Regions from separate parts of the Homo sapiens genome. Here regions 1 and 3 are each linked to region 2. The links are chromatin loops, found by intact Hi-C in ENCODE. Cell type or tissue: OCI-LY7. All regions are shown on one strand. Links, peaks and the distances in the headings refer to the core of each region. The heading gives the core; the rest is flanking DNA. Region 1 overlaps BUB1B (BUB1 mitotic checkpoint serine/threonine kinase B). Region 2 overlaps SRP14-DT (SRP14 divergent transcript). Region 3 overlaps BUB1B (BUB1 mitotic checkpoint serine/threonine kinase B).

Region 1 (2,500 bases), core at 1-2,500, 130 kb after region 2:
TGATTCTCCTGCCCCAGCCTCCTGGGTAGCTAGGACTACAGGCGCCTTCCACCATGCCCAGCTAAAGTTTTAAATTTTGTTGTAGAGACAGGGTCTTGTTATGTTGCCCAGGCTTGTCTCAAACTCCTAACCTCAAGCGATCCTCCTACTCCTACCTCGGCCTCACAAAGTGCTGTAATTACAGGCAGAAGCGACTGCACCTGGCTTATTACTCCTTCTTGAAGCCTTTACTCTCCAACTCTTCTTACAAATCGCTCAGTTTTGCCTCTTTTTTAGGTCCTCCCAGTATGGTCCTTATCACATTGTAATAATAGATTTTTTTTTCAATACAGGAATTGCATGTAGTATCTCCAGTGATTGTTTGGCAACTAATAGGCATTCAATACGTGAGTAGAAATTGGTTAACTGTTAACACTTCTGTTACAGGGGCGTTTATGCAATGAGCCTTTGGATATGTACAGTTACTTGCACAACCAAGGGATTGGTGTTTCACTTGCTCAGTTCTATATCTCATGGGCAGAAGAATATGAAGCTAGAGAAAACTTTAGGAAAGCAGATGCGATATTTCAGGAAGGGATTCAACAGAAGGCTGAACCACTAGAAAGACTACAGTCCCAGCACCGGTAAACTTTCTTTGGAGCTTGTCTTAACTCTAAAAATAATAGAAATAAATTATCTCTTTTTTGCATCTGAATAAAGTGCTTTCTGGTGGATTGGCATGTTAAGTTTACTTAGTTACTATTCAATTTTTTTAAAGATATATTTTAAAAATTTTATTTATCATAGAGTAAAATCCACTCTTTGGTATATGGTACTAGGAGTAAAAAGACTTGTGATCATCATCATTAACAAGATACAGAATAATTTCACACCCCCCAAAAGAATTCCCTTTGTAATTAGTACCTATGCTGAACCCAAACCCCTGGCAAACACTGATTTATTCTCCAGCCTGTGGTTTTGCCTTTTCCAGACTGCCATATAAATGGAATCGTATAATATATAGCCTTTTGAGTTTGGCCTGTTTGATTTAGCATAATGCATTTGAGTTGTAAAAGTTCTTTATAGATTGTAAGTATAAGCCTTTGTCAGATATGTGATTTGAAAATATTTTCTCTCAGCTTAAGCCTGGTCTGTTCATTTTCTTAACTGTCTTTTTTAGAACAGAAGTTTTTAATTTTAAAGAAGTCTAATTTACAAGTTTTTCTTGTATGGATCGTGCTTTTGATGTTGTGTCTGAGAATTTTTTGTCTAGCCAAAGATTGTTACAGAGATTTTCATCTTCAAGTTTTCATCTTCAAGTTTTATAATTTCACTTTTTACATTTAGATCCCTGATCCATTTTGAGTTAATTTTTGTAGAGGATAGAGGTTAAGGTTCTTTTTTAGCATATTAATGTTCATTTGTTCCAATGCCAATTGTTGAAAAGACTAACCTTTCTCCATTGAATTGCCTTTATACCTTGATTTTTAAAAAATCAGTTGATCATATTCATGTAGGTTTATTTCTATTATTCTATTTTTTCTACCGATGTACGTGTCTATCCATTAGTGTTTACCATGCTATCTAGATTACTATACCTTTTATAGTAAGTCTAGAAATCAGATAAAATGAGTCCTCTAACTTTATTCTTATATTTAACTCTGGTAGTTCATTTGACTTTCTATATAAGTTTTAGAATCAGCTTTCTGGGATTTTGATTAGGATTATACAGGAATATGGTATAATTCTCCATTTATTTAGGCTTTTTTTTTTTTAAGTAAACTTTGGTAGATTTTTGTCTTTCAAGGAATTGATCCATTCATCCAAGTTAATGAGTTTGTGGGCATAGAGTTGTTCATAATATTCCCTTATTATGCTTTTAATGTCTGTAGGTTATATAGTGATTCTCCCTTTCTCCTGATACTGGTAATTTATGTCTTCTCAGTCTGGCTTGGATATCAATTTTACTGATTGTTTTAGAAAACCAGCTTTTGGGTTCATTTCATTGATTTTTTTTTTTTTTCTCTTAATGATTTTCTGTTCTTAATTTTATTTCTGCACTTTATTTCTTCCCGCTTGCTTTGGATATAACTTGCTCTTCTTTTTGTAGTTTAAGGTGAAAGCCTAGATCACTGATTCTAGACCTTTCTCTTTTTCTAATATAAGCATTTAATGCTCTAAATTCCCTTCTAAGCACTGCTTTAGTTGTATCCCACAAGTTGTGATATACTGTATTTTCATTTTAATTTAGTTCAAAATATTTTCTAGCTTACCCCGTGTCTTCCTTTTGACCCATGAGTTACTTAGAAGTGTATTACTTCAGTTAGGAAGTGTTTTTGGATTTTTCAGATATCTCTGTTATTGATATCTAGTTTAATTCCATAGTGGTCAGAGAACATAAGGTATATGGTTTCAAGTCTTAAATTTGTTAAGGTTTGTTTTATCACCCAGATTATGGTTTATCTTGGTGAATGCTTCATGTACACTTGAAAAATATGTGTATTCTGTTTTTTAGAGTGTA
Region 2 (8,162 bases), core at 2,880-5,379:
GGCTTTTGGTTCTCCAGCATTTGAACCTGTTTGCAATCCCCTGTTGTGTGGGTTTTGGTGAGAGGCAATAAATAAATAAATAGAAGGGTCAGAGGGTCACTCTCTCAACTGCCCTCAGCACCTGGGCTCAAGCATATGACCTAACGTGGGTCAATCTGGTGCTCTCAACCAGGACTTTGACTTCTGAGCTAGTAATACCAAGGCCCAGGGCTCTTGCATGGGTGTCCAGTCATTTGAATGTGAGGATGTTTTTGCTCATCTGTATTGGCAGATATCATGAAAATTATGCATGGGCCCTTTTTAAAAAAATTTTATCTCATCAGCTATCATTAGTGTTAGTGTGTTTTACATATGGCCCAGGACGATTCTTTCAATGTGGCCCAGGGAAGCCAAAAGGTTGGACACGCATGCTAGAGGTTATTCATATGGTGCCATCACAAAGTGGTCTTGTGTTGGCGGCCCTATAGGAGGGGTTTTCACCAGACTGTTCTAATCTTTGCTAGTCTTGAGGTGTGCGAAGATGACTCCCCAATTTTTAATTATAGCTTTTACCTCTGTATTGAGCTCCAAACTTGCATATTCAGCTGTCCACTTGGTAGTTCCACCTGGATGTGTAATGAGCATCTCAGATATTACGTGACCAAATCAAAACTTTTTACTTCCCACATCTTTGCTATTTATTAAATGGCACCACCGTCTGACCAGTTACTCAAATAAAAACAACCATGAATCATCCCAGATTCCTTTTTCTTTTTGAGGCAGGGTCTCACTCTGTCACCCAGGCTAGAGTGCAGTGGTGCAATCTCGGCTCACTGCAGCGTCCACCTCTCAGGCTCAAGCTATCCTCCAGCCTCAGCCTCCTAAGTACTTGGGTCTATAGGCATGAGCCGCTGCCACCAGCTGTTCTTTTTCTTTTAATTTTCACATCTACACCTGCATGAGTCCTGTTAGCTATCTTGAAAGTTTAATCTGATTGCAATCACACTAGCATCTGGACTTCTGCAAAAATCTCGGTGGCAGGCTGGATGATCCCCCAGAGATGTCTATGTCCTAGTACATGGAATGCGTGCATTGCACTGGATCCAGTGCAATTCAACTACTGATGGAATATTCTTTGGGCTTTGTTTTTCTGTGGGAAATGACCAAGAGCACCTATTCAGAAGTCAAAGTGATCGGGGTTCAGATCCTACGTCTGCTACTTATTGATTATGTGGCCTCAGGCAACCTCTCAAGGCCTAAGTCTCTTCACTAGCAAAGTAACAAAATAATGCTTACTTCATTGAGATTATGAAGATTGTATAAAATACTATATGTAAGAGCCTTAGGCTTGCTCTAATATGGTAAATATAGATGTTTAAATTAATTTTAAAATTTTAATTCCTCAATCACACTAGCCACATTTCAAGGATTCAGTAGCAATATGTGGCTTGGATAGTACAGATGTAGAGCATTTCCATCATCACAAATTCTACTGGACAGCGCTATCATTGATAACATTGGGCCTAGCACATAGTAAATGCCCAATAAACAGTATAGTATCAAATAGTGTTATTACTTATAGACCACACACCTTCCATCATTTCAACATCACCATCCTGATTTCTGCCATTATCTTAATACCACCTGTACTGTTAGTTAATATTTTTCTTTAAATTGACTCACTTTCTACTTGTGTATTTAATATCATGATCATAAGTGGAAAACCAGTATCATTTGCCATAAATAAAAGGGATCATAAAAGGAAGTACTATGAAGTAAAATAATGTTGCTAAATTTAAATTTTTGAGATTAAAAAAATTAAAACAGTAAAAGCAATGATAAAGTTCATTGATTTATAAGACTATATCTGAAAATAAATTCATCAGTGAGAAAAATGGTATTGTATGTGATCAATCAGGAATAAAGGTAGCTCAGGGGTACAATGAAATTGAGAGTTTATGTCAATATAACATGGTTAAATTTTGATGTTTTCCAGCACCCCAAATCCTAACTTGCAATTATGTGTGATTAGGGTAACATATCATTCATCAAATTGTAATTTAAATGCATAATAGAGATTAATGGCTTTTGGCCTTGGAGCAGAGCAGTATGTATGTGAGGCATGGCGCTGGGTCACTGTCTCTAAGTCATGCAGGCCACACACCTTCCTGCTCCCTCTCAGTTTTTCCTCTCCCTTTCACAGTTCTAGGAGAACCATGACATGAAAATGGTTCCCAAATCCTTTCCCACATCATGGGGGCTTCATCAAAGGCCTAGGCAGCACCAAGAGCAAAACGAAGGCCCTGGGCACAAAACACCGTACCAGCTTTGGCCACTTCCCCATGGGAAGACGGGCAGAGAAAAGTACCCCTGCTCCTCAGGGCCTAGCCGACCTAAGGGACCTGAATAAGTATGCTTGTTTGTACAACCTGAGATTGTCTCTCCCAAAATGCAGGGGTAATGTGTTTTTTCCTCAGACAGAGCACACTTTAATTTATTAGGTGTTTAATTAGAGTTGGTTTTGAATTAGGGTCAGGAATTTGGTTAGGGTTTGAATTAGGGTCAAGGATCTTGTTCAGGTTAGGGTTGATTAATTTGCAGCTGCAGTTACTCTAATGCAATTACACTTTGCAGTGCCTGGAAAGTATAATGCTTAAAAACACAGTCGCTAGTTCCTGGATGGGGTTCCTAGCTGGGGTAGTCAAGGCTGCAATAAGCCATGATTGTGCCACTGCACTCCAGTCAGGGAAACAGTGAGATGCTGTCTCAAAAAAATTTTGTATTATGTTTAACCTATTATTAATAAGGAAACCAGATGTATGTTACAATCCATTCAAAGGGGAATCCAGTAAACATCAGGAATTCTGGAATGAATTTGTAAATGGAAGTAAAATTGGATTTTGCACAGGAGGGACCCAGGGTTGTCCCTTCACTGAACAGAAGCATTTGTACATCCATAGACAAGAATCCTCTGCATTGCCATTGAGTCTCTACAACCTACAGAGTTGTAAAATAGCGCAAAGGAAATAAAAGGCTAGAAATCAGCTAATCCAGAAGGCTGTGTTCTAATCAATGTATAATTTTTCATTGGAAACATCCACTATTTTTTATTTTGTTTTGTTTTTTGTTATTGTTGTTTTTGAGTTTATCTTTTTCTTTAATGTATTTGTTTCCACTAATCTTTTTTGCATATTCCAAAATTGCTTAAGTCTCTCTGTGCCTCAGTGTCCTCATCTGTAAAATGGGGAAGTCATAAAAGTGCCTACCTCATGTCAAGGGGAGGAGTAAATGAGCTAAGGGATGCATTATTACACTGCAGTCCCTTAGTTGGGAGTGGGCTGTTCTACGTCCTCCTCGTCAAGGTGGATTCATTCTACAGGAGCAGATTGCAACAAGACACTGTGCACCTTACGGAGGACTGGCCTCTGGGCTAGTTTAACTTTTCAGTTTCAGTCTGAGGGGAACTATACCTTGGGCTCTGAGCTGCCTCACCGTAGCTCCAGTGTGCTGATTTAAGGGTCAGTTCTGGATGAAGGAAGGAGGGTATCATCTAAACACATCGAGGAATGGCACTGGGCAGGTCTGGCTTTGGGATGACAAATTTTAGAACCTAAGGCTGGGAGACCTCCCACGTCAGCGGGAGGTGGTTAGCTCTGGTGGAGCCATCCTAGAGAAGGCCAGAGGAGTGGCCGGAGGGAGATGAGAGTGTGTCCTAGAAGCCTGGGTGCCCGGAGAGAGTAAACACCCTGAAGCCACACGTCAACACACTCCCTGGACTGAATCCACTCCAACACTGGCAGTTCCCAATTCCTTTATTCTTTTCTGCAGTCAGTTGGTCAACAAGTGTTCATTGTATCTGCTCAGCCAACTCAGGGCTCCAGGAACTCTCTCCATCCCCACCCCAGGATGAAGTCCTGGATTTAAATCCCAAGCCCCAGTGTCCTAGAGAGACAGCACAGGTGCCCTGGACTGTGAGTCAGAGACCCCAGGCTCACCCTGCTCCCCAACTTGCTGTGAGGCCCTGCACGAGGTACTTGCTTGCGCCCTATCCTCCACAGGGAACCTGCCTCAGAGGGTTGTTGTCGGCTTTCAAGGACATAATCCACGTAAAGGGCTCATAGTAAACACCCAGTTGATGTATTTTTTAAAGTATTTTCACTGTTATGTTCAGGACTTAGGCTAGATTGCTAATGTCACTTCTACTTCCAAAATTCTTAGAACTGCTGCTTTTCTCCCCCCAGCCCCTTCTGGGGGCCCTAGGGAAGTTTCCGGAGCCCACAAGTGTCAGTGATTAACACTGGCCTTCCCCTCGCTCGCAGCAACGCCACCACGCCCTCCCTCCACGCGCCATCGCAGAGATGAGGAGTGGCCTCGACCTGCCTGTGACTCGTCTTGGGCCAGTAGGGGACGCCCTGGCCTCACCAGACGAGCGCAGCCATGGGCGACCGCCTCAGCCACTCCCAGATCTTGCCCTGTCGTTTACCTTAGATCAACCCTAAGAATATCCAAGATCGTGGTCATTATTTTTCAAAATTACTTCTGTGGAGGCTAGAACTTTCCGTGTTACAGAAAGATTATCATTCATCCATTCACTGAACAAGGCTAAACAAGCAGTGTTTGGCACTGTTCTAGGTGCAAGAAGCTGACTGACTTCTCCACTAGAGAAGAGACTATTTTTTTCTCAGATAATAGCTTGCTTATATTTATTGAGAAGTTACTAAGTGCCAGGTTCATTTCTAGGTGCTTACATGTATCCACTTTTGAGCCCCCAATAGTCCTGTGAGGTGAGCGTTGTTCTAGCTGAGGAGCCTGCCACCTCTGTGCGAAGAAGCACTTGCAAATGAGTGTAGCCTGCGGGCAGCTCAGGAGTGCTGAGCTTTCAGCTGTCTTTCAGCTGTCCAAAGAGGTGACAAGAAGGGAGGGAAGGCAGAAAAGAGACCAGCTCTAGGCAGAGTGGAACAAACTGGGACTCTCTCTCCACTCCTCATCTTTCCCTCCCTCTGGGTGTGGGTTCCTATCCCAAGCCCCTGTCCCCCTCCCACTCCCATGCAGAATCCTGTCTCCTTAATCCTGTCTTTGGATTCCAGGTCCAACTTGGCATTTCTTGGCTGTATCTCTGAAGGAAAGTCATCTTAATCTCTATGAGCCTCCATTTCCTCAGCTGTAAAATGGGAAGATCTTCCTCACACTGCTGTGGTGAGTTCAGTGTGACAATGTGAATATAAAAGCTTATACGTGAGAAAGCATGGCAGAAAAGCTAGGTTTCATTGTTCTTTTCCTCTCCTTCTCAAGCAGTACCCTGAGTAGAAATATTCGGTCGTGCAAAACACCCCTCCCTCCCTCCCCATCAAAATCCCAGTCTCTCACTAAGCTCAGCTAGCTGTGTGGAGGCAACCCATCTGGTAGCTAAATCACACGAACATGTTCAGGACAAATGGTTAGTATGTCACACGCCCTCCATTTGTGGAGGAAACTTAGGTGATGTTAAACAAAGAACAGACTCTAATGGTGGGATTTCTGGTATAGGGGCTTTGGGGAGATACAAAGGAATTGCCAGTACCCTCTAGGCTACACTCCATGGGCAGCCCCTGGCCCCACATGCCTGGAAGGCCATCCTTGTACAGAATCAGGTGGTGGCACTCAAGAAATGTGTGTGAACTTTAAGAGGTTCTCCCCTTCTCATCTAGGATTTCCTTCCTTGCTGAACCTCAAGAAGGGGGCCAGCATACCCCATATTGTAAGAGGGGAAACTGAGGCCAGGAAAGGCAAGCATAGTTATTGCAAGCGTAGTTATTCCCAGCCAGGCTGGAAGTCTGGGGCATGAGCACCTATTCCTGCCCTCCTCCTCCCCACACTTTCATGGGTTTAGTGGGTGGGGGAGGGGCTCCCTTATTCAGGATGATTAGGGGTCCCCAATTTAAAGTTTCCTGTCTGAAAGTCAAGGACAGGAAATTATATAGCCAGAGTTCTGCACAAATTACCCAACAGGTGTCTCGACTCCCCAAAGCGACAGATGCTGTTCATCTCTTGGCCTCTGTGTCATCATTCATCCTTGATTGTTCGGGGAAGCCCACTCCACCTCTGTGACAGACCCACAGATGCAGATTTACACAGGGAATCCTAGACAGACACAATGAAGAAACTCCCATCTGATCAGAGCCAAGTCCCAGTAATAACATCAATGAATCATTGACTTCAGTGAGTCACAATATTGAGCTGGAAGAGGCCTCCAAGACCTTTTTAGTCCAACCCTTTACCTGCTAGTTATTCACAAGTGAATAGAAACTGAGTGAGGTCCAAAGAGGGAAAATGACTTGACCAAGATCACAAAGCTTGGTAATGCCAAAGGTGAGACTGGAAGCCCCGAGCCCTGAGCCCCAGGCCCATGCACTTTCCACACACCCCTCTGCCTGCCACAAACTAGCTGGCACAGAGAGCAGGAGGGAGGGCATAGGCCCCTCATGACTTAGCCAAGGGCAGCTCAGTGTCTCCATGCAGGTGGACTCCGTGTGTCAGCTTCAGCCCTCCCTTGGGAAGGGAAGGGCCTGGGGCCGTCCTCACACCCCAGGCGCCAGGCCACGGAGCTATAGGAGGCAGCTTCCTGCTTGGCCCTTATCCAAGGCCATTTCACAATGGGGGGAAAAGCGCTGAGCTGAGAGTCCCGGGTTGCTGCTCACTCCACCCCCACTCCAGCCCCTTTCAGACCCCCCAGGGACAACGAGCCAGGCCCGGCCTGAGGCTTGGGGTGAAGAGAGCTGCAAGAATGGAGACAGGCTGAACAGCCCCTTTTGGGAGTGTTCTATGAGCTGTGTCCCTGGAACTGGACGAGGGCACCACCTTGCATATTACCAGCACTATCCCCCTTCCCTTGCCGTCCACCTGCAAGCATTCAGGCTGGGGAAGTCCCTTCTGGGACAGGAGTGGTCGCTTCCAGTCAGCCCCATAGCACTCTCATGATTAGTCAGAGGGGAACCTGGAGGCAAGAAGGCCCACAAGCTGGGAGACGGCAAGGCCTGGGTCACTTCCTGCAGTGAGGCAACGTGACTACCAGGCAGAGGAGCCCAAATGTCTCCTCCCAAGATGCTACAGGGTCTGGGGTGAACTGTGGCTCAGCTGACTGAAATTCAGGCAGGAACCAAGACAGAGACACTGAGACGGGACATTCAGCCAGGATTTATTATGCCCTTACACACAGGGTCGGCTCTGAGCTCAGCTCTGTAAGGGATCTCGTTTGAAGTAGGAGGCAGTGGTTAAGGACCCAAATCATCCTGTCTTCAAGTCTTGAAGAGGAGACAAAACAAACCTAGGTGAAATGTCAAACCACAAGACAAGGCAGTGTGAAATGAGGGCCCACACTCTCATGCTGGACAGTCCAGTATGGCCAGTGAAGCGGGGGTGGGGAGGGAGTCACTGCAGACAAAGCTTCGGGGAAGAGATGGAACCGAGAATGATGGGGAGAACTTGACTCTGCAGACAGGATGGGAAAGATCTTTCAGACAGGGAAAGGAAGACAAGGCAGAAATCAACCTGCATACGTGAGGACAGGACCCTGTTTGCACCAGGGGTGGTCAGCCACGAGGCTGGAAATGTGCCTGGCCACAGGGCACTTCCTCACTCTGAGCTCTTGCTACTTGAACACAGCCTTCCTTGGTATCCGTGGGAAGTTGCTGGCCTACTGAGGCAGGATACCACACGGAGAACTAGGCAGGGGCGTGGAGGTGTCAAGGAACTCAGCCCCTTGGTGGAGGAGCCCTCTGACAACAGGAAGCAGCTGCAACGGGCTCCAGGGCTGTACTGGTATCTGCAACTCTCCCCCTACCCTGGCTGCACCCTGCAGAACAAACTGTTCTTCAAGAAGTTCTGGGGACAGAGGGCCCACACCTGCTCCCAGGTCGGGGTGGATAAACCCCCATCAGCCAGGCTGGGAGCCCAGCAGAGACATCACACAGCTCAGCAGCCCTCCTCACCCCCTGGCCCCCTGCCTCCTCCTACCCCAGACCAGGTTGCAGTTGACTAGGGCAATATAACACAAAACAAGAGCTTTATATTATTATTATTATTATTATTATTTTATAGAGACTGGGGTCTCACCATGTTGCCCAGGCTGGTCTCAAACTCCTGGTCTCAAGTGACCCTCCTGTCTCAGCCTCCCAAAGTGCTGAGATTACAGACATGAGCCATGT
Region 3 (2,500 bases), core at 1-2,500, 120 kb after region 2:
GAGCCAGGAATGCAGGATGGCGGCGGTGAAGAAGGAAGGGGGTGCTCTGAGGTAGGTACGGGAGAAAGCTGCTGGGGGCTGGGCCTGAGAGGACACGGCCTGGTAGGTAATAGAAGGCTCCGCTCGGAGCAGTCGAGGGGGAGATCGGCACCGTCAGAACAGACCCCACCGGAGCCTCCTTCCTTTTGGAGTAGAATGCCGGAGGTGGAGGTGAAAACGCAGTGGACTGAGGGCACGTGCGAATCCTGCCGCATCCAGCTTCAAAGCGAAGAAGGCTGCGGGACCCCAGCGGAACAAAGAGTTTGGAAGTTGCAATGTTGTCTGTTTGTAACTCAGCTCAGCCACCTGCTAGTTGTTTGACCTTGGGCAAATCGTTTGTATGGAAAATGCTGATGTTAATGCTGCCTTACGTGGTTCTGGGGGAATTCAAAGTATTTGTTAAGTAACTGCTTCCAAATAAGCGCTCAACAAATGGCAGGTGCTATGCCAATAGCACAGAGATCTGAAAGCCTTTAGCCAATATCATAGAGATCTAAATTATGCCAATAACATAGAGATCTAAAAGCCTTTTTCTGCATGTTTGCGGCTTTTCCTTGTATTAAAAAAACTATATTGCAGTTCTAGGTTGGAAATCTGTATGTGTTTTCACTGTGGTGCCCGCAATACCTAGATAAGTGCTATGTCATGGGCTCTTTCATTCATGTAACAAGTATTTTTTTGGCTAAGCTCTGAGTGCAGCAAATATACAGACACAAAAATCTCAACCCTCATGAAGCTTAAGTTCTGGCATGGGATGAAGGTGGGGGAGTCAGACAATAAAGACAAACTGTTAGGTGGAGATGTGGTCAGTACTAAAAAAAATAATAAAGCAACTGGGTGTAGTGAATATTGGGGGTGGGGATTGGTGCAATTTAACTTGAACACTGGAGTCTCACTGAGGAGATGTCACTTTGGTCAAGACTTGAAGGAATCTCAAAAGCTAGAGGTTCTATATCTGAGGAGAGTACAAAGGCTGAGGGTGAGAGCTAGGGGAGGAAGTTGCACCTGGCATGTCCAAGGCCATTGTCACTGGAGCAGAATTAACTAGAAGAGTAAAAGGATATTATGTAAAAATGGTGAAGATGCAGATTGTAAGGACTTAGCTTTTACTCTAGTTGTAATCAAAAGTCATTGGAAGGTTTTGAGCAAAGGAAAGACATAATCTGACTTGGGTTTAAATGGGGTCACTTTGGCTGTAGTGTTGAATACACTAAAGGCAGCAAAGGATGGAAGCAAGGGACACCAGTTAAGAGGTTATTGAAATAATTCAGCTCAAAAGTGAGTTGAGCCAGGTGGAAAACAGTGGAGATGATGATAAGTGGTTGATTTCTGTATATATTTTGAAGGTAGAACCAGTAGGACTTGCTGACTGACTGAGGGGTATGAGAAGGGCATCAAAGTTGGCACTAAGATTTTTGGCTTGGGTAACTGAAGAATGGGATTGCCATTTATTTGAGAAAGAGGAAGACTGTGGGAGGAGCAGGTCTGGGAGGAAGTGGGGGCAGTCTTAGCTCAATTTGGGATATTTAACTGAGATAGTGTAATTCACTATTTTTAAGAGCAAGAGAAGAAAGTTCAGATGAATTCAACAAACAGGGCATAATAGTGTTATATCTCGTATTAGATCATGGGCATACAAAAATAAATGGCATAGCCCTTACCTTTACAGAGTTCACACAATATAGAGCAGGTCCTGGTATAACATCGTTTCGTTATAATGTTGATGAGAAAAAAAATCAATTCATTGCGGGGCTGCTGTGTATGTGGAGTTTTCATGTTTTCCGCATGTCTGCATGGGTTTCCTTAGGTACTCCAGTTTCCTTCTACATCCCAAAGATGTGCCTGTTAATTGGCGTGTCTAAATGATCCCAGTCTGAATGGGTGTGAATGTGATGCTCCCTGTGATGGAGTGGTGTCCTGTCCAGGGTTGGTTCCTCTCTGAGTTGCTGAGATGGGCTCTGGCCACCCTCAACCCCGAACTAGAATAAGTGAGTTGGAAAATGAATGAAGGAATGAATACAAATTACTGTAAAATAAAAATCTGTAAAGGCTGGGAGCGGTGGCTCACACCTGTAATCCCAGCACTTCGGGAGGCTGAGGCAACAGGATTGCTTAAGCTCAGCGGTTCAAGACCAGCCTGGGCAACATAGTAAGGCCTGTCTCTATTTAAAAAGTTTATATAAAGTGTGTATGATAATCATATAAATGCATGACAATAAACAATGCCTTATGAAAGTGCCCAGCATGCCCACTATAGTGTTACTATTTGTTTTTTGAACTTTGTGGTGGTAGGAGGTACTTCTTGAAATTTTCACTCTCAAACATTTATTCCTTGAGTTAACCCACCAACACTATGACTGCAGTCATTCACTGATTCGCCAAAAATTGGGTAAATGATTATTTTTTGTTTTCATTAAATGTTCTTAAGTGTACGGATAGCTCACATTTATTTCAATATTTA

The links. Hi-C counts contacts between places; a loop is a spot of excess contacts. Peaks named below come from ENCODE experiments on the same cell type or tissue, not always from the same donor. Only the 100,000 strongest peaks of a DNase experiment are listed, where the experiment ranks them.
Region 1: it touches region 2 in a loop (4-fold over the local background); 49 of 110 quality-filtered maps call a loop at or near these places.
Region 3: it touches region 2 in a loop (5-fold over the local background); 52 of 110 quality-filtered maps call a loop at or near these places.

The regions. Positions count from the first base shown.
Region 1 is chr15:40,176,051-40,178,550 of GRCh38, forward strand. BUB1B (BUB1 mitotic checkpoint serine/threonine kinase B) reads left to right here. Exons shown (of 23, transcript NM_001211.6): 5 at 427-623. All of the region lies in intron 2 of LOC107984763 (a long non-coding RNA gene), which reads right to left. Among named protein-coding and RNA genes, the nearest start is that of BUB1B, 16 kb to the left of the region's middle. In OCI-LY7, for the core only: no CTCF peak of the experiment used is centred there; no DNase peak of the experiment used is centred there.
Region 2 is chr15:40,040,895-40,049,056 of GRCh38, forward strand. It overlaps SRP14-DT (SRP14 divergent transcript), which reads left to right. Exons shown (of 3, transcript NR_040060.1): 2 at 5,067-5,175. Among named protein-coding and RNA genes, the nearest start is that of SRP14-DT, 5.7 kb to the left of the region's middle. RefSeq lists enhancers at 6,480-6,609, 6,950-7,079. In OCI-LY7, for the core only: CTCF peaks have their summits at 4,395 (motif pointing right) and 4,597; DNase peaks (open chromatin) are centred at 4,377 and 4,817; H3K4me3 peaks cover 303 bases; H3K27ac peaks cover 633 bases.
Region 3 is chr15:40,161,205-40,163,704 of GRCh38, forward strand. BUB1B (BUB1 mitotic checkpoint serine/threonine kinase B) reads left to right here. Exons shown (of 23, transcript NM_001211.6): 1 at 1-51. The coding sequence starts at 17. Among named protein-coding and RNA genes, the nearest start is that of BUB1B, 1.4 kb to the left of the region's middle. RefSeq lists enhancers at 1-98, 119-248, 256-1,020. In OCI-LY7, for the core only: no CTCF peak of the experiment used is centred there; a DNase peak (open chromatin) is centred at 1,027; H3K4me3 peaks cover 2,500 bases; H3K27ac peaks cover 1,527 bases.